Linked DNA regions of Homo sapiens: region 2 is linked to region 1. Evidence: read pairs that join two places in POLR2A ChIA-PET (ENCODE). Cell type or tissue: OCI-LY7. All regions are shown on one strand. Links, peaks and the distances in the headings refer to the core of each region. The heading gives the core; the rest is flanking DNA. Region 1 overlaps DOP1B (DOP1 leucine zipper like protein B). Region 2 overlaps DOP1B (DOP1 leucine zipper like protein B).

Evidence for each region. Peaks named below come from ENCODE experiments on the same cell type or tissue, not always from the same donor. Only the 100,000 strongest peaks of a DNase experiment are listed, where the experiment ranks them.
Region 2: POLR2A ChIA-PET joins it to region 1 with 6 read pairs; 5 of 35 experiments call an interaction of 5 or more read pairs at or near these places.

What each region holds. Positions count from the first base shown.
Region 1 is chr21:36,287,344-36,291,734 of GRCh38, forward strand. DOP1B (DOP1 leucine zipper like protein B) reads left to right here. Exons shown (of 37, transcript NM_001320714.2): 33 at 671-807; 34 at 1,413-1,468; 35 at 1,702-1,863. Among named protein-coding and RNA genes, the nearest start is that of MORC3, 31 kb to the right of the region's middle. RefSeq lists a silencer at 2,450-2,499. In OCI-LY7, for the core only: no CTCF peak of the experiment used is centred there; DNase peaks (open chromatin) are centred at 2,038 and 2,308; H3K4me3 peaks cover 1,970 bases; H3K27ac peaks cover 3,370 bases.
Region 2 is chr21:36,230,995-36,235,385 of GRCh38, forward strand. It overlaps DOP1B (DOP1 leucine zipper like protein B), which reads left to right. Exons shown (of 37, transcript NM_001320714.2): 14 at 1-140; 15 at 1,810-2,081. Among named protein-coding and RNA genes, the nearest start is that of DOP1B, 76 kb to the left of the region's middle. In OCI-LY7, for the core only: no CTCF peak of the experiment used is centred there; no DNase peak of the experiment used is centred there.

The DNA.
Region 1 (4,391 bases), core at 166-4,165:
CATGGGCTGCTTGGTTTCTGCGTCTCCTCATTCATATTCTTAAAAGAACATTGAAATGGCTGTTGGTCATCCAGTGGATTTCTGGTGACAGATGTTCATGTCTTTCTACTCAGCTGTGGCAGGGGGACGGCCTGTGGGAATCATTTCCTTAGGTTTGGCAAGAGCCATGAACTGCTGTATTTCACAAAGAAGAGGGCTGGGGTGGACTAGTTGCACAAAAGCATCTCCTAACATTCTTTTTTTTTTTTTTTTTTTTTTTTTGAGATGGAGTCTCACTCTGTCACCCAGGCTGGAGTGCAGTGGTGTGATCTCGGCCCACTGCAACCTCTACCTCCCAGGTTCAAGCGATTCTCCTGCCTCAGCCTCCCAAGTAGCTGGGACTACAGGCGCCCACCACCACGCCCGACTAATTTTTGTATTTTTAGTAGAGATGGGGTTTTACCATATTGGCCAGGCTGGCCTCGAACTCCTTATCTTGTTATCCGCCCGCCTCGGCCTCCCAAAGTGCTGGGATTACAAGTGCGAGCCACCAAGCCTGGCCTGTAACACTCATTCCTTACACTGGGTTGTTACTAGAATGTCAGAACAGTCACAGTTTTATTTTTCTTTGTCTGATAAGAAACCCTAAACTGCATATTTGTGTAACATCTTTACAATCTTCTTTCCTTAGAACGCCTGACAGACAATCTCAGAGTTGGACAGACATCCATAGTTGCTGCTCAGATGTTTCTTTTTTTCAGAGTTTTGCTGCTAAGAATATCTCCTCAACATTTGACTTCATTGTGGCCAATAATGGTCTCTGAATTGGTGAGTACAAGTATTGTAAGTTTGAAAGCAAGGTTGGAGCTTTTTAAAATGCTTTTTCAGTAACATAACGTACTATTTCCTATGTATCCCATTTTATCTAAATGTTATTTTTAATCAGGTTGGTAGCACATGGTTAGCTCTTGGTTAAACAGAGAATATTTTACTCTATGATCATATTTGATCTCTCACCCTGTCAGTTATTCCAACTAACTTGTACCATTTGATAATACTTACTAGTTTTTTATATACATATAAATTTGGGCTGGGCGTGGTAGCTTATGCCTGTAATCCCAGCACTTCGGGAGGCTAAGGTGGATGGATCACTTGAGCCCAGGAGTTCGAGACTAGCCTGGGCAACATGGTGAAACTCCTTGTCTACAAAAAAATACAAAAATTAATTCGGCATGGCGGGAAGTTGCATCTGCAGAAGGTTGAGGCTGCAGTGAGCCATGATTGTACCACTGCACTCCAGACTGGGTGACAGAGTAAGACCCCGTCTTATTCATTCATTCATAAATTAATCGATTTTTAAAAATAAGTAAAAAAAAATATTTGGGTAGATTTAATCTGTCTCAGATAGTAACTTGAATGCATTTTTTTTTCAGATTCAGACATTCACACAGCTTGAAGAAGATCTAAAAGATGAAGATGAGTCATTGAGGTAAGCAGTACAAGATCTGTACACAAGAGGAAAAGATAGTCACGATTAAAGCACGTCACTTTAGATATAGAGTTGTCTAATGTTAAATGCTGTTATCTTGAAGTACTTGTGAAAGGACCAGCTATTCCAAAAATTTCTTAAAAAGAAAATTCTTCTGAGGGACAGGTCATAGGTGAATGGACTATAACAGATCTGAATGAATTTATAACAAGCGTTTCTTTGCAAATTTATAGAAGCACCAACAAAGTAAACAGAACGAAAGTTTCAGTCCCGGATGCAAATGGACCCTCAGTGGGGGAGATACCCCAGAGTGAACTCATCTTGTATTTATCAGCTTGCAAATTCTTGGACACAGCGCTTTCTTTTCCACCTGACAAGATGCCATTATTTCAAATGTAAGTCAGATAGGATCGTGTGTCCTTTTTGAAGTAAGAGATTTTGTTTTTTCCTTTTAAGCACTTTCACTTGTTTTTCATGTACAGTTTATGGGAAACCACCATCTGGGTTTCTAGTGACAGCTAAGCCAGCTCGGAATACCAAGTTTCAGATTACTTGCAACATCTGTGGCTCTGCAAATTTGGCTCACAGGAGTGTTTATGAATGTGTTTCTATGGTGTGTGTGTGTGTGTGTGTGTGTGTGTGTGTGTGTGTGTGTGTGTGTGTGGTTTTTGCTACTGAATGCTTATAAAACAGGGCTTACCCACTGGTGCTCCTCACTGCCTTTGTGTAGACCTTTTTGTCTGTGTTTAGTTAGATACAAATGCCTTTATTTGGAGCCTGCCATCTCCGATTCACTTTGCCCCATAGGCTTATGTTTCCTGCCGGCTTAGCACAGCTGCTCATTTGTTTAATTTCATGACCAGCCCCAGAGGCTATTTCTCTCTCTCCTACCCCCACAAAGAGAGTAATCATATAGAAATGTTTGTGGTTAAAGAGCGGGTTCTCTTAAATGCACATTGCTAAGTGAAAGAAGCCAGTCTGAAAAGGCTACACACTGTATGATTCCAACCATGTGACATTCTGGAAAAGGCAAAACCATGGAGACAGTAAAAAGATCAGTGGTCGCCAGGGGTTGGGGAGAGGGAGGCAGGGATGAATGGGTGAAGCACAGAGGATTTTTAGGGCAGTGAAATTATTGCATACAGAGCTATAATGGTAGATCCATGTCATTGTCCATTTCTCCAAATCCATACAATGTACACCACCAAGAGTGAACCCTGATGTAAACTCTGGACTTGGGAGGATAACAGTGAGTCAGTAGAGGCTCTTCAGTTTTAACAAATGTACCACTCTGGTGCAGGATGTTGATAATACGGCAGGCTTGTATGTATGTAGGATGGGATGTACGGGAACTACTTTCTACTCCATTTTGCTGTGAACCTAAAGCTGTTCTGCAAAAGAAAGTCTTTTAGTTTTTAAAAAGCAGGTTTGGGCCGGACGTGGTGTCTCATACGTGTAATACTAGCACTTTAGGAGGCTGAGGCGGGTGGATCACCTGAGGTTGGGAGTTCGAGACCAGCCTGGCCAACATGGCGAAACCCTGTCTCAACTAAAAACACAAAAATTAGGCCAGGTACCGTGGCTCACACCTGTAATCCCAGCACTTTGGGAGGCCAAGGTGGGTGGATCACTTGAGGCCAGGAGTTCAAGACCAGCCCGGCCAACATGGTGAAAAACCCTGTCTCTACTAAAAATACAAAAATTAGGCCAGGCGCGATGGCTCACACCTGTAATCCCAGCACTTTGGGAGGCCAAGGTGGTTGGATCACCTGAGTTTGGGATCAGCCTGACCAACATGGAGAAAATCCATCTCTACTAAAAATACAAAATTAGCTGGGCATGGTGGCGTATGCCTGTAATCCCAGCTACTTGGGAGGCTGAGGCAGGAGAATCGCTTGAACCTGGGAGGCAGAGGTTGCAGTGAGCCAAGATCATGCCATCTGCCATTGCACTCCAGCCTGGGCAACAAAAGCGAGACTCCATCTCAAAAAAAAAAAAAAATACAAAAATTAGCCAGATGTGGTGGTGGGCGCCTGTAATCCCAGCTACTTCGGAAGCTGAGGAAGGAGAATCACTTGAACCCGAGAGGCAGAGGTTGCAGTGAGCCGACATCGCACCACTGCACTCCAGCCTAGGCAACAGAGCGAGACTCCCCCTCAAAAAAAAAAGAGGCCGGGCACAGTGGCTCATGTCTGTAACCCCAGCACTTTGGGAGGCCGAGGCAGGCGGATCATGAGGTCAGGAGTTCAAGACCAGCCAGGCCAACATGGTGAAACCCTGTCTCTACTAAAAATGCAAAAATTAGCTGCCTGTATTGGTGGGCACCTGTAATCCCAGCTACTCAAGAGGCTGAGGCAGGAGAATCGCTTGAAACCGAAGGCGGAGGTTGCAGTGAACCGAGATCGCACCACTGCACTCCAGCCTGGGCGAAAGAGCGAAACTGCATCTCAAACCAAAAAAAAGTGGAGGCTAGGCGCAGTGGCTCATGCCTGTAATCCCAGCACTTTAGGAGGCTGAGGCAGGTGGATCACGAGGTCAGGAGTTCAAGACCAGCCTGGCCAAGATGGTGAAACCCCGTCTCTACTAAAAATACAAAAAAATTAGTCAGGCATGGTGGCAGGTGCCTGTAATCCCAGCTACTCGGGAGGCTGAGGCAGAGAATTGCTTGAACCTGGGAGGTGGAGGTTGCAGGGAGCCAAGATTGCACCACTGCCCTCCAGACTGGGCGACAGAACGAGACTGTCTCAAAAAAACAAAAAAGTGGGTTCCGATATATGTGAATGTGCATAGCAACATTATTTATAATAGGCAAGAAGTAGAGACAACCCAAATGGCCATCAGCTGATGAACAGGCAGATCATGTGACATATCCATACAGTGGAATACGGTTCAGCAACAAAAAGAATTGAAGAACTGAGACACG
Region 2 (4,391 bases), core at 110-4,109, 56 kb before region 1:
TGACCTGGGGGGTTCCAGGGAGGAACGCAGGGAGGCCTTTGCCGCCGCCTGCCACCTGCTGCTGGATTGTGCCACTTTCCCTGTCTACCTGTCCGAGGAAGAGACCGAGCAGCTCTGTGCAACGCTCTTCCAGCTGCCAGGTGAGAGGCAGCCCTGCCGAAGTCCCTCTTTGGGAATCATACGATGAGGCGATTGACGTGGGTGGAATATCCCCTATCCACAATGCTAGGGACCAAATGTATTTTGGATTTCGGACTTTTTTCAGATTTTTGGAATATTTGCCTTACACTTACCGATTCAGCATTCCTAATCCAGAAATCCAAAATCCAAGAGCTCCAGTGACTGTTTCCTTCGAGCATCATGTCAGTGCTAATAAGGTTTCAGGTTTTGGATTTGGAATTTTCAGATTAGAGATTCTCAACCTATATTTAAAGACTAGCTCAAATTGTGTAAGCCAAGAAGGTGCTATTGGCCTCATTTGTTCCCTTCCTCATTTGTAATTAGTACATTTTTGACTTGTGTCTCACCACATGGCAAAGTGGTAAGGGTGGGGCCTATGTTTTTAAACCCTGGGTGTCCAGCACAGCCCATCAGAAGACCTAGAACATGAGTGGCATTCAGTGATAGTAAATAGACTATTTCATGATGCCTGTTGATAAAGTTTTTTTTGTGTTGGGTTTTTTTGTTTTTTTTTTTTTTTTGAGACAGGGTCTGGCTCTGTTGCCCAGGCTGGAGTGTGGTGACACCAACTCAGCTCACTGCAACCTCCGCCTCCTGGGTTCAAGTGATTCTTCTGCCTCAGCTTCCCCAGTAGCTGGGACTACAGGCACGTGCCACTACGCCCAGCTAATTTTTTTTTTTTTTTTTTTTGAGACAGCGTCTTGCTCTGTCGCCAGGCTGGAGTGCAGTGGCGCGATCTTGGCTCACTACAGCCTCCGCCTCCCGGGTTCAAGTGATTCTCCTACCTCAGCCTCCCAAGTATCTGGGGTTACAGGCACACGCCACCACACCCAGCTAATTTTTGTATTTTTAGTAGAGACAGGGTTTCACCATGTTGGCCAGGATGGTCTCAATCTTTTGACCTCGCGATCCACCCGCCTAGGCCTCCCAAAGTGCTGGGGTTACAGGCGTGAGCCACTGCACCTGGCCCCCTAATTTTCATATTTTTAGTAGAGATGGGGTTTCACCATGTTGGCCAGGCTGGTCTCAAACTCCTGGCCTCATATGATCTGCCCGCCTTGGCCTCCCAAAGTGCTGGGATTACAGGCATGAGCCACCGTGCCTGGCCAATATTTTATATATTGGTTTGCTAGGGCTCCTCTAACAAAGTACCATAAACTGAGAAATTTGTCTCATAGTTCTGGAAGCCAGAAGTCCAAGATCAAGGTGTCAGCAGAGCCATACTCCTCCTCTGAGACCCTGGATGGAATACTTTTTGGCCTCTTCAGCTTCTGGTGCTGGCCGGCAACCCTTGGAGGGCTCCTCACCTTGCAGCTGCATCAGTCCCGTCTCTGCCTTTGTCTTCACAGGGTGTCCTCTGTATGTCCTGTCTTCCCTTGACATGTCCCTCTTACAAGGACACCAGTCATATTGGATTAGGGCCCACCCTAACAACCTCATCTTAATTTGATTACCTCTGTAAGGACCTTATTTCCAAATAAGTCTCACCAGCGGGAGGTTAGCGCACTGCTGTCCAGGTGGATTTCTCAGGTAACTTCCCAGATCTAGGGTGCTGTAGAATCTGCAGACTGGGGACCCATTCTCACGTGGTTCTGCTTGTTTCTGCCTCTCCGGCTGGCTTCCTTTCAGGAGCCGGTGATTCCAGTTTTCCATCTTGGCTGAAGTCCCTCATGACTATTTGCTGCTGTGTGACTGACTGCTACCTCCAGAACGTGGCCATTTCCACTCTGCTGGAAGTGATAAACCATTCCCAGTCCCTGGCGCTTGTCATTGAAGACAAGATGAAACGCTATAAGAGCTCTGGACACAACCCTTTTTTTGGCAAGCTGCAGATGGTGACGGTTCCTCCCATTGCTCCAGGGATATTGAAAGTCATTGCAGAGAAAACAGATTTCTATCAGGTATTTCCCACTGGGAACACTCTTCTTATGGCCTCCTTCTCCCCCTGAGCAAAACTCAGAACCGTATTGCTGGGGATGGGGGCAGTGGCCCACTTCTCTGAGAGTGATATTCTATAGGGCACTGGGCAGAGGCAGTAGCCTTTGGTCTTCCTCTCCCAGCATGTAACTTTCACCCTCCAGGAAAGCTACAGTGAGAGCAACTGGGGCCCCAGTATTCTGGGCCTGCCAGGACTGAGTGGAACCCCTGCCTGGGAGTGGGGTCTGGGTGGAGGCAGGGAGCCCATGACTCCTCCACTGCACTCACCTGGATTTAGCCTCTGCCACATCCAGCAGAGGGGTGGGAAGGTGACGTGCTGGTGGCCTGCCCCTCCCAGGAGGTGCAAAAGCCCTTGACTGGGAGCTGGGGAAAGAGAGCACCCTTTTGCTTGGCCACATGCACCAGAGTGGATAGTGACGTTTCCATGGAGCTAAGCTGGGGAAGGAAGGAGATGATGAGCAGGTCATGGCTCAAGTGCCATGACTCTTGCTGCTTTGACCGAAATGTCGTAGGTTTTCCGGAATAAATGTTTCTTTATTTCCTGAATGTCCTTTGGATAATTTCCAGACTCTAAATGGTTGGTTGTTGTTGGTTTTAAAATAATTTTCACCAGTTATGGTTGTGTTGCTTGGGAGAGGGTCTGTCTGTGGAACTCCTCACACCGCTCAGCTTTGGTTCCATGTGGGACACCATCTACGGTGTCAGGTCCTGGGGGAGCTTTTACTTAATTGCTCATTGACTTTTTTTGTTGTTGTTGTTGAGACGGAGTCCCGCTCTGTCACCCAGGCTGGAGTGCAGTGGCACGATCTCGGCTCACTGCAACCTCTGCCTCCCATGTTCAAGCAATTCTCCTGCCTCAGCCTCCCGAGTAGCTGGGACTACAGGCACCTGCCACCACACCTGGCTAATTTTTGTATTTTTAGTAGAGATGGGGTTTTACCGCATTGGCCAGGCTGGTCTCAAACTCCTGACCTCAGGAGTTTGGGAGGCCCGCCTCAGCCTCCCAAAGTGCCAGAATTATAGGTGTGAGCCACCGTGCCCAGCTGCTTATTGACTTTTGTACCACATTTCTTCTTCCTGCTAGAGTTGAGTCACATTAGATCTTGAATAGACAGAACTTGAAACCAGGACTGGAACCGCTATAAGCAGCAGTGATTAAGCAAGTGTCATCTTGGCCCTACATAGATCAGAGATCAGAAAATTTGGCATATTTACACTATATATAGGCACAGGGGAGAAAAAAGAAGAAAGAATTGAGATCATGAATCTTTGGAAAGGTACTCATAGAATAAAAGTGGCAGCATTAAATACATTCCTTTTATTTTGGGGCAGTGAGGGAAGCTTTTCCAAGTTCTTACTGAAGCCTTGATTTTTACTTTCATTTTCATGTAGTACATATTCAAGTACTTACCATTTGCCTGGCACTAGAGCATACTTTTCTTTTTTTTTTTTCCTTGAGACAGAGTCTTGCTCTGTTGCCCAGGCTGGAGTGCAATGGCATGATCTTGGCCTCTGCCTCCTGAATTCAAGCGATTCCCCTGCCTCAGCTTCCCTGGTAGCTGGGACTACAGATGTGCGCCCTCACACCTGGCTAATTTTTGTATTTTTAGTAGAGACGGGGTTTTACCATATTGGCCACGCTGGTCTCAAACTCCTGACTTCAAGTGATCCTCCCACCTCAGCCTCCCAAAGTGCCTTACAGGCGTGAGCCACCGCACCCGGCCAAGAGCATACTTTTTTTATTGACATGTAATATTGTATATATATATGGGTACAATTTGATATTCTGACACATTTATACATTGTATGATGATCAAATCATGGTAATTAGCATACCCATCACCTTAAGCATTTATCATTTCTTTGTTGTGAAAACATTCAGAACCCTCTCTTCTAGCAATTTGAAATACACAATGCATTATTGTTAGCAGTAGTCACCCTACTGTGCAGTAGAGTACCAAGATTTATTCCTTGGAGCACACTTTTATGTACTGTACAGTTCTTGAGAGTTGAGGACAGCGGCAGCTAGTGCCTGTCCCTGTTGCAGATGCTGGAACTAGAGACACAGCAACCTTACCCATAGCCAGGACGTGCCCCCAATTCTCAGACTCCAGACAGGGCTGTTGTCTGATCTTTCAGCCTTTTTTTAATCCTGCGGGAACAGCTCACATACCAGAGTTCCTGCTTCCCACAGTGCAAACAAGAAAAGGTCAGATAGCCCAAGGGTGCCCTGACCTTTCTTATCAGGTAGTGTTGGCAGATTTCAGATAACT